Regions from separate parts of the Homo sapiens genome. Here region 1 is linked to region 2. A link is a contact called in ENCODE Hi-C or POLR2A ChIA-PET data. All regions are on one chromosome and are shown on one strand. Each heading gives the region's core, a stretch centred on a gene start or an enhancer-like site at or near the end of the contact. The rest is flanking DNA. Distances are from core to core; before and after follow the strand shown.

Evidence for each region. A loop is a pair of places that touch in the nucleus more often than their neighbours do. ChIA-PET counts read pairs that join two places held with the same protein, here RNA polymerase II (POLR2A). Pooled maps may share reads with other maps.
Region 1: a loop to region 2 is called in a map of CD8-positive, alpha-beta T cell, with 18 times the contacts of the local background. The contact joins the promoter of FN3KRP here to the promoter of ASPSCR1 in region 2. A Hi-C loop is called at or near these places in 1 of 168 maps with a recorded cell type or tissue (CD8-positive, alpha-beta T cell) and 6 of 50 pooled maps. POLR2A ChIA-PET finds 5 or more read pairs at or near these places in 1 of 52 experiments (MCF 10A).

Annotation. Positions count from the first base shown.
Region 1 is chr17:82,714,831-82,719,846 of GRCh38, reverse strand. It overlaps FN3KRP (fructosamine 3 kinase related protein), which reads right to left and starts at 3,141. Exons shown (of 6, transcript NM_024619.4): 1 at 2,951-3,141; 2 at 790-941. The coding sequence starts at 3,091. LOC101929552 (a long non-coding RNA gene) reads left to right here and starts at 3,594. Exons shown (of 2, transcript NR_136400.1): 1 at 3,594-4,280. RefSeq lists silencers at 2,815-2,904, 2,985-3,064, 3,085-3,324.
Region 2 is chr17:81,973,727-81,978,878 of GRCh38, reverse strand. It overlaps ASPSCR1 (ASPSCR1 tether for SLC2A4, UBX domain containing), which reads right to left and starts at 1,250. Exons shown (of 16, transcript NM_024083.4): 1 at 1,131-1,250. The coding sequence starts at 1,232. It overlaps LOC105371939 (a long non-coding RNA gene), which reads left to right and starts at 1,394. Exons shown (of 2, transcript XR_933953.4): 1 at 1,394-1,511; 2 at 1,922-2,911. It overlaps LOC124904087 (a long non-coding RNA gene), which reads right to left. Exons shown (of 2, transcript XR_007065951.1): 2 at 2,544-2,768. RefSeq lists a silencer at 755-1,614 and enhancers at 1,093-1,864, 1,865-2,638.

The DNA.
Region 1 (5,016 bases), core at 1,892-4,391, 740 kb before region 2:
TGGTGAAGCAAGAGGGGGATAAAGGTGTTGATTATTTGACGATCTTTCCCAGCCTCATCCAAGTTTGCAGTGGTTTTTTTTTCCTCTTTTTTGAGACTGAGTCTCGCTCTACTGCCCAGGCTAGAGTGCAGTGGTGCGATCTCAGCTCACTGCAACCTCTGCCTCCTGCGTTCAAGTGATTCTCCTGCCTCAGCCTCCCGAGTAGCTGGAATTAGAGGCGCCTGCCACCACATCCAGCTAATTTTTGGATTTTTGGTAGACATGGGGTTTCACCATATTGGCCAGGCTGGTCTCAAACTCCTGACCTCAAGTGATTCACCCGCCTCAGCCTCCCGAAGTGTTGGGATTCCAGGCGTGAGCCACCGCGGCCGGCGTGCAGCGAGGCCTTTGGTCAGCATCTCACTTTGGGAGATTCCTCTTGCTTCTGCCCTTGGTTGCAGAGAGTGCCTGCCGTTCATTCTGCAGAACTCATGGTATGTGGAGTCACGGGTTCTTTGCATTACACTCCTCAAAATGATGTCCCCAGTACAAGCTTCAGTCATCAGAGAACCACTTGGTGGAAAAGAAAGCCAGCTGGGGGCTGGTGTGAGGGTGCACCTGCTCAGATGCTCAGATAACAAAGCCAGCCGGGGCGGGGCATGAAGCCAGCTGGGGGGTGGTGTGAACACACACCTGCTCAGATAATAAAGCCAGCCAGTGGGTGGTGTGAAGACACACATAATAAAACAAGGTGTGAAGACACACCTGCTCAGGTAATAAAGCCAGGTGGGGGGTGGTGTGAAGATGCACCTGCTCAGATGCCTCATGTCCATGTGCTCCATCACCAGCACGCTCCCGCCGCCTGGGGCATCCAGAACCTTGATGGGCTTGGGCACTTTCACCGTGTTTGTTTTCAGGATGGCAGTTAAACTTGCCATCTCACCTTCAAACATTCTTCTGGCCTGTCAGAAAAATACGAGAGGAAGTGGAAATACAGGGAGGCAAGGTTACTTCCGGAAGGTTCTGTAGATATGTTTTCCTCTAGCATTACAACTTCAAACCAAGACTATCCTGACTGAGGATTCCATACACATGGACAGTGTTTTCAAACACACTTGCCAACAGGGTAGGCTACAGGTTCAGAGGCTGTACTGGAAGAAGAGGGCTTGAGCTTTCCAGTGTTGGACTACACTTGTGTGCTGTGGTTGAATTGGGAGGTTCTCTGGAGAGAGGAAAATCGAAGGCACTAATATTCCACTAAGATCCGGCAACAGTGGGACTGTGAACATGGGTTACCTGTCAGTGTCCTCAGACGACACCTCAACTGCAGTCCTGTTCCACCTACAGGACACAGACTCACCCGACCTCTCAGGTGCAGGCGGCACCCTGGCTGCCTATGCCAGTGACCTGGGGTCACTTTTCACCTGAAGAGACCACCAAGTTCCATGCCACCTCCTGCCCAGCACTGGAAACCACCTCATCTTGAGATGCCGTTTCCATCCAACTCCCCGGGACCACAGCAACTCCTCCCTTGGGTCCCCCTGGCTCACCACACAGCAGTGATCCCTAGAGTAGAAGTCAGAGCCAGCGGCCTTTCCTTTCCTCCTGCTACACACACCACTGCCCTGCCTGCTCTCCCATCCTCATCTGGGGCTCCACCCTTACACACACAGACACATAACACACACACACAACATATACAGACACACAACACACACACAACACATACAGACACACAACACACACAACATACGACTTACAGACACACCATACACACACAACACACAGACACACACACACAACATACACAGCAGTGATCCCCGCAGAACAGGTCAGGGCCAGCGGCCTTTCTTTTTCTCCTGAGACACACACCACTGCCCTGCCCACTCTCCCATCCTCACCTGGGGCTCCACCCTTACACACACACAGACACACAATACATACACACAACATACAAACATTACAAACATACACACATACAACGTACACACACACAACATACACATAGACACACACACTCTCCTCGTGCTCCTGACTTCCAGCTGTCTTCATCCTTCTTTCAGTTCTTCAGAGTCCCCACCTCCTCAGCCTCAGAGCCCCACCACAGCTGCCATGTCACCGCTGCTAGGAACACTCTTTTTTTTTTGAGACGGAGTCTCATTCAGTCACCCAGCAGGCTGGAGTGCAGTGGCGCGATCTCGACTCACTGCAACCTCTGCCTCCTGGGTTCAAGCGATTCTTCTGCCTCAGCCTCCCGAGTAGCTGGGATTACAGGCGCCCGCCACCACGCCCAGCTAATTTTTGTATTTTTAATAGAGACGGGGGTTTCACCTTGTTGGCCAGGCTGGTCTCGAACTCCTGACTTCGCGCTCCACCCACCTCTGTCTCCCAAAGTGCTGGGATTACAGGCGTGAGCCACCGCGCCCGGCCCGAGAATGAGTCTAACAGAAGGACAGAGCATGCCAGGGTGTGGTGAGGCGCAGCAGCTGGCCTGGGGGCAGCACCTTCGCCCCGTTTCACAACGTACTGACCGAGGCTCACGGGGGATGGACACCTCCAGAGTCACTTAAGCTGAGGACTTAAGCAGCTTCCCCGGCTAGAACGACCCCACTTAACCAGCACCGCAGGGCAGGAACCCCGGGAGCAAGACTGCAGCAGCCAGTCCCGCCCCATTTCACGTAGCGCCCCCGAGAGAAAGTTCACGGAGAACAGGAGGTGTGGGGCGGCCGCGGTTCCTGCTCCGGACAGTTCCCCGCAGGTGCAAACTCCTCCGGACGCCCCGGACGCTTCCGCCGCCCCCGTTCACCGCTCGCCCCGCGCAAAGGGTTCCCCGCAAGGGGCGGCGGCGGCAGTCCCGGGAGAGCCACCCACGGCCTCCGGCGGGAGAAGCCCAGGCCGCGCCCCGCGCCGAGGCCCGCGACCCTCTCCGGAAAGAAACCGGTCCCCCGGCCCGCCCGACCCGCTGCCTGACCTCCGCCTTGGGGTTCACTTTCACGAACACTCGTCCTTGATCCGTGTCGTAGCTCCGGCCCTGGCTGATGCACCCGCCCCCCGAGTGGCCCGTGGCCCTGACAGAGCTGCAGCCCAGCTCGCGCCTCAGGAGCTCCTCCATGTTCCCGCCGCGGCCGCGGACCCGCCCCGGATCTGGCGGAGACTCGAGAGACGGCGGCCGAGCGGGCAAACATGAGTCCGCGCGAGGATTGGGCGGGGGGCGGGTGGGGGCGGGGCCCGGCCGCAGAGACAAGCGCTAGGATTGGGTGGCGGGAAGGGGCGGGCGTGGCCGCAGAGATGAGCGCTGGGATTGAGGGGCGGGAAGGGGAGGGGCCGGGAGGCAGGTAGGCGCGGGGGATTGGGTGGGGGTGAGATGACGTCAGGGGGCGGGGCCTGACCGACCCCGACCCAGACGGTTTGGGTTCAACTCTCCTGCACAAAATAAGTGGAAATGCTGATGGAAATAGTTAGAATATATTTTCTAAAGAGCTGACCCACTAGCAAGGGGCATCAGCCCAAGGTCTGGGTGCCGGGAGCCCAGAATGTTAAGATTGCTTTCGCCCGGGCGTTTGCTGAACCCGAGGAACAGAGCTCCTGATGTGGGGAGTGGCGGGCGCGCTCGGGGTGCACGTGCAACGGAGACACCGCCCCTAAACCTGGGGCCCTGAGGCTAACAGCTAACAGTGGCCCTGCCGTTACGGCCAGTGTCAGGTGCCAGCTGGGCTGGACCAGGAATTCCCAGAAACCTGGCAAGGCATGATTTGGGGTGGGTCGTGCTGAGGGCCACACCATCCGCTTCCCCGCTTCTGAGGCCTTCCGACCTGGGCTGAGCCCGGCTACCCGAGTCCCGGGGTCTCCGGCTCACAGACTTCTCGGCCTCCGTAATTGCAAACGCCAGCTCCCCCAGTCCATCTCCTGTCCTGGATCTACGTCTATATCCTACTGGATCCGTCTCTCTGGAGAACCCTAATACAGCTGTCAACACAAGGATGAACTAACTACAAGAAGGCCTGAATAGGAACTCTCCCAGGGGACGAAGAGGTTTCAGCCTTCAGCAAAGGATGGTTCATAGAAACCGTTCGCATAGTCGGCCCTCCACGGACTGCAACCCTAGTTAATATTACCTACAGTAAACAAAAAATTCAAGTATAGATTTTAGTCTAAAGCAAATAGGAAATGTCGCTTCCCTGGACGTTGGGAGAAGCAAACACGAATCCTCTCCTGAGGCCGGAAGCGGTGGCTCACGCCTGTAATCCCAGCACTTTGGGAGGCTGAGGCGGGCGGATCATTTTATAACTATCTATTAAATGGTACATATGTGTGTGTTCACGCACTTTTCTGTGTGTATACCGCATTTCATAATTTTAAAAAGCAAAAAAGATTAGCGGGGCGTGGTGGCGGGCGCTTGTAATCCCAGATACTCGGGAGGCTGAGGCAGGAGAATCGCTTGAACCCGGGAGGCGGAGGTTGCAGTGAGCTGAGATCCCGCCATTGCACTCCAGCCTGGGTGACAAGAGCAAAACTCCGTCTCAAAAAAAAAAAAGGCAAAAAAGAACAGATGAAAATCCGCAGATGGTAATAGATAAATCAAGGAACACATTAGAGAAGAGTGAGAGAATTAAAAGGTGCTCCAAAGGCGGTGGAGTGGGTGAACCACTCCCTGTATGCTCCTCCCCTCGGGCCAGGGCCTGCGGATGTCCCTGTTTTAATCTGTGGCCTTGACCGTTTGGACATTTTAACTCCATGCCATGAACATGAAGATTTTCATCAGAACTATGCCACCGTTAAGTTTTTGTTGAGAAACTTTTTTTTTTTTTTTTTTGAGATGGAGTCTTGCTCTGTCGCCCAGGCGGGAGTGCAGTGGTGCAATCTCAGCTCACTGCAACCTCTGCCTCCCAGGTTCAAGCGATTCTCCTGCCTTAGCCTCCTGAGTAGCTGGGATTACAGGCGCACACCACCATGACTGGCTAATTTTTGTGTTTTTGTGGAGATGGGGTTTTGCCATGTTGGCCAGGCTGGTCTCAAACTCCTGACCTCAGGCGATCT
Region 2 (5,152 bases), core at 1-2,500:
CCCTGTAGTTCTGCAACCTGCCTTAAACTTGCCTAGCACAAGCTACCCCCTGGCTCTGGCACGGTTCTGTGCACCTGCTGCCACTGCCTGCACCGCCTCCGCCCCTCTTCTCCATAAAAAGCCAAAGCCGTGGCCTTGCACCAAGGGGTCCCGCGCAGCCTCTGCGGGAGCGCCCCACTTCCGCACTCTGCACGCCTGGCACCAACAGCCTCCTGGCTGCGCCCTCCACCTGCCCAGGCCTGGGGACCCCACGCCGTGGGCTGCTCCCGCAAACTCCGAGTCGTGTGCACCTTCGGATCCTCACGGTCCCCCACGCAGCAGAGGCTCAATAAATACTTTTTTTTTTTTTTTTTGATATGGAGTCTCGCTCTGTCTCCCAGGCTGGAGTGCAGTAGCGCGATCTCGGCTCACTGCAAGCTCTGCCTCCCAGGTTCACGCCATTCTCCTGCCTCAGCCTCCCGAGTAGCTGGGACTACAGGCGCCCGCCACCACGCCCGGCTAAATTTTTTTGTATTTTTTTAGTACAGACGGGGTTTCACCGTTTTAGCCAGGATGGTCTTGATCTCTTGACCTCGTGATCCACCCGCCTCGGCATCCCACAGTGCTGGGATTTACAGGCGTGAGCCACCGCGCCCAGCCAATACTTTTACATTTAATTGATTCGCGGTCACAAGGTGCCCAAGTAAAAGTGCAGTGAGTGACTCGGCAAAAATCGCTTCCAGGCCCCACGGCCGGGACATCTGCCACCGCGCAACCCGGGCTCCCGCTCCGGGGGACGCCCCGGAATGGGAACGCGGGTCTAGGGCTCCACTCCTCCCTCTTCCCGGCGCCCTCGCGAGCTGGGCTCGGCCGGGCGCCGAGTACTCGATGCGGGTGACACGCGGCGCCGTTCTACCTCACCCCTGGGAAGGCTCGCCACCGCCCCGCCCCCACTCGGGACCCCCGGGACCCCCGGGACCCCAGCGGAAGCGCAGGTGACGGCGAGCAGGGGGCGGGGCCGCCGCTCAGGAGGCCGCTCATTGGCCGCCGAGGCCCCGCCCCCGAACACCGGGACGCCGACCGCAATGGGCGGGGCCTCGGCGCAGCGCCCCCCGCCCGCCTACCCGTCCGCCCCGGGCGGGCGGCCGCACCTGAAGCAGCACGGTGCTCGGCGTCACCTTCACCGTGTGGCGCCGGCCGTTCGGGGCCAGCACCGACACCGCGGAGCCTCCGCCGCCTGCCGGGGCCGCCATTTTCCGCTCACGTGACCCGCCGCCGGGCCGGCGTCAAACAACTTTATCGGCAACAGCCAGGACGCGCAGCCACGCGGCCAGGGGGCGGGGCCGCAGCGCACTTCCGGGTCCTGCCAGGCCCCGCCCTTTCCCCACCCACGGCGCCCCGGCCCCGCCCTTGGGCCGCCAAAGCCCGCGCCAGACCCGGAAAGCGCGGTCGTCCTCTGCCTCCGGGAAGCGCGGCTTGGATGGGCTCGCCGGGGCCAGGCTGGGCCGGGGCTGGGCGCGCGGTCACCCCCGGTGAGCGGCACTGAGCCCCGGGGTCCCAGCGGTCCGCGCTCGCCCACCCTCGCTTCGTCCCTGACACGTCCCCAGCTCGGTGCCCTGCTCTCCCCCGACCCTCCCGGCTTCCTCCACTCCAGCAGCTGAGCCTCTTCCCTGCCCACCTGTCCCTGTGGTCAGCGTCCACCTCCTGACCTTATGGTTTGGGGCAGTCCCCCCGCCCCTGTACGGATCCTCCCTGGGTGTTGGGACTCGTGGCCCTCAGTCTAGACCTGATTTCTTTCATCCTAAAATGGGAGTGCAGAATCTGGCAGCCCTAGGGCTGCCGCGACGGTCCCTAAACCTGAGGGTAGGAAAGGCGGGAGACCGGTTTCAGAACCGTGGGGTGAGCGAACTTGAGTCTCACCGGAGCTCCTGCCGACCCACAGGCACTCAAGGACTTCCCGCACCAACCCATGCTGAGGAGGGGCTTGGTGGCAGCCTCAGGAAACACTCCCATCGCCAGCCACCGCAGCAGGGAAAGCACCTGGCCTCACCAGCTCCAGGCTTCCAGAAGGAGCTGCCCTCCTGACTCGCAGCCGTCGAATGTGCTTAGCTCCCAGCACCTGGGCCACTCATGGACAGCACTCGCACGTGTTCCGCCCCGCCCCCCACCTCCATGGCTCAGCCGGGCCTTGGCACTCCTCTCTCCATGTGCCTGCCTGTCTCTGCGGACTCCTGGCTAGGGCTCAGCTGCCCAGTAGCCTGTGGAAGGGGGAACTGGTGCAGTTATCAGTCAATCCTCCCACAGGGCTGGGATTACACACGTGAGCCACCGCACCCGGCAGTCATTGCTGAGTCTAAGGACATCTCTGCATGGGTGCTGTTGTGCCTTCCTGTCGATGACATATCCATGTCACCCACACACACCTGTATGCTGACAAACACGGACATCTATGTACATTGGAGAAACCTGGGGAAAGCCCCAGGCTAGCCATAGCCCTCCCATCCAGCCAGCCAGTCCCATGCTCTGTGCAACCTCAGAACCTTACTGAGCCACACATCACCTGGTGGGTTTTAATTCTTTAGTGGCGTTTTTGAAGAGTCTGTTCCTATTTTCCTTAGACTGTCCCACAGTCTGGATCCTTGGTTAAACGTTTGGGGCAATGATGAAGGGAGGTGACAAGTCAGCAGGAGGTGCAGGACATCAGCGTGGCCATGAGTGAGGACGTGAAGTTGAACCACTTGGTCAGCTTTGGGTCTGCTGAATTCCTCCATGGTCAAGGTCCGTGGCTCCTTGTGGAGTAATTAAGGCATGCGTGAGGTCATTCTCTGAGACCACAAGCATCAAGTTTTCCCAATAACCATTTGCCCAACAGTTTTAGCATCAGTTAATGAGTAGATTCAGTGTTAAACCGTAAAGCTGCAAAATCATGGCTTCCCAAGTTTATTGTTTCTTCTACATTTATAGTCACTTTCGGTCAAGCTTCCCCTTCTTTAAAAAGTTATTAAATATTTGGGAGGCTGAGGCAGGAGAATGGCGTGAATCCGGGAGGCAGAGCTCGCAGTGAGCTGAGATCACGCCACTGTACTCCAGCCTGGGAGACGGAGCAAGACTCTGTCTCAAAAAAAAAAAAAAAAAAAAAATTAAATATGGCCAGGCGCGGTGGCTCACGCCTGTAATCCCAGCACTTTGGGAGGCTGAGTTGGGCAGATCACAAGGTCAAGAGATTGAGACCATCTTGGCCAACATGGTGAAATCCTGTCTCTACTTAAAAAAAAAGTACAAAAATTAGCCGGGCATGGCGGTGCGTGCCTGTAATCCCAGCTATTCGGGACACTGAGGTAGGAGAATCACTTGAACCTGGGAGATGGAGGTTGCAACGAGCCAAGATCGCACCATTGCACTCCAGCCTGGGCGACAAGAGTGAAACCCCATCTTGAAATATATATATTTATTAATATGAATTCATGTATTTTTTTCATTCAGTCAGCATTCTTTTTGATGCTCAAATTGGTCCGAATTTGGCCAGTGAGACCTCCTTTAAGCTGGCTCCTATGCTTTTTTTGATAGGAGGGATGATCTTTTATCCTGATATTATTTCAAACTTAGCCGAGCAAGGTGGCTCACACCTGTAGTCTTAGCTACTCCGGTGGCCGAGGCAGGAGAATTACTTAAGTTCCAGCCTTAGTGAACCACTATTCATGCCTATGAATAACTACTGCACCCCAGCCCGAGCAACGTAGTACGATACCGTCTCAAAAAAGGAGAAGGAGAAGAAAGAAGAAGAGGGAGGAGGAAGGAAGAAAGAGAAGAAAAGTTTGCAAAAGCAAGAATTCCTGCTGTATATCTTTTTTTTTTTTTTTTTTTTTTGGAGATGGAGTCTCCCTCTGTCGCCAGGCTGGAGTGCAGTGGCGAAATCTCAGCTCACTGCAACCTCTGCCTCCCGGGTTCAAGCGATTCTTCTGCCTCAGCCTCCCGAGTAGCTGGGACTACAGGTGTGCAGCACCACACCCAGCTAGTTGTTGTTTTGTTTTGTTTTGTTTTTTGAGACGGAGTCTCGCTCTGTTGCCCAGGCTGGAGTGCAGTGGTGCAATCTCGGCTCACTGCAAGCTCCGCCTCCCGGGTTCACATCATTCTCCTGCCTCAGCCTCCCGAGTAGCTGGGACTACAGGCACCTGCCACCATGCCCGGCTAATTTTTTGTATTTTTAGTAGACATGGGGTTTCACCATGTTAGCCAGGATGGTCTCAATCTCCTGACCTCGTGATCCACCCGCCTCAGCCTCCCAAAGTGCTGGGATTACAGGTGTGAGCCACCACGCCCAGCCTCCTGTATATCTTTTAGCCAGATAAATCAGTGTTTACATGTCACCCCATTTGTTTTATCATATTCTCTTTCTCTCTCTCCATATACATGTAAAAACTTTTTCTGGCCAGGCACAGTGGCTTACACCTATAATCCCAGCACTTTGGGAGGCCAAAGTAGGAGGATCATTTGAGCCTAGGAGTTTGAGACCACCCTAGGCAACATAGTGAGACCCCAGCTCTACAAAAAATACAAAGGTTAGCTAGGCATGGTGGCATGTCCCTGTAGTCCCAGCGATTTGAGAGATTGAGGCAGGAGGATCACTTGAGCCCAGGAGGTCGAGGCTGCAGTAAAGACATTGAGCACCTTCGCCACTAAATACTTCAGTTTTTCTCTTTCCTAAGAATAAGGCCAGTCTCAACCAGGTGCAGTGGCTCACGCCTGTAATCCCAGCATTTTGGGAGACCAAGGCGGGTGGATCACCTGAGGTCAGGAGTTCAAAACCAGCCTGGCCAACATGGTGAAACCCTATCTCTACAAAAAATACAAAAAGTAGCTGGGCGTGATGGCAGGTGCCTGTAATTCCAGCTACTTGGGAGGCTGAGGTGGGAGAATTGCTTGATTGTGGGAGGTGGAGGTTACAGTGAGCCAAGATCACGCCATTGCACTCCAGCCTTGGCGACAGAGTGAGACTCAGTCTCAAAAAAATAAATAAATAAAATAAGGCCAGTCTCTTATATAGCCACCATAATTTCATACAAAATTGGGAAATCTAATGTTGGTATCATACTCTGAGTTAATCCACAGTTAATTGTCCAAGTGTGGACATCTTTCCTGCATCCTTTTGGCATTTCCATTATTCTTTGGGCAT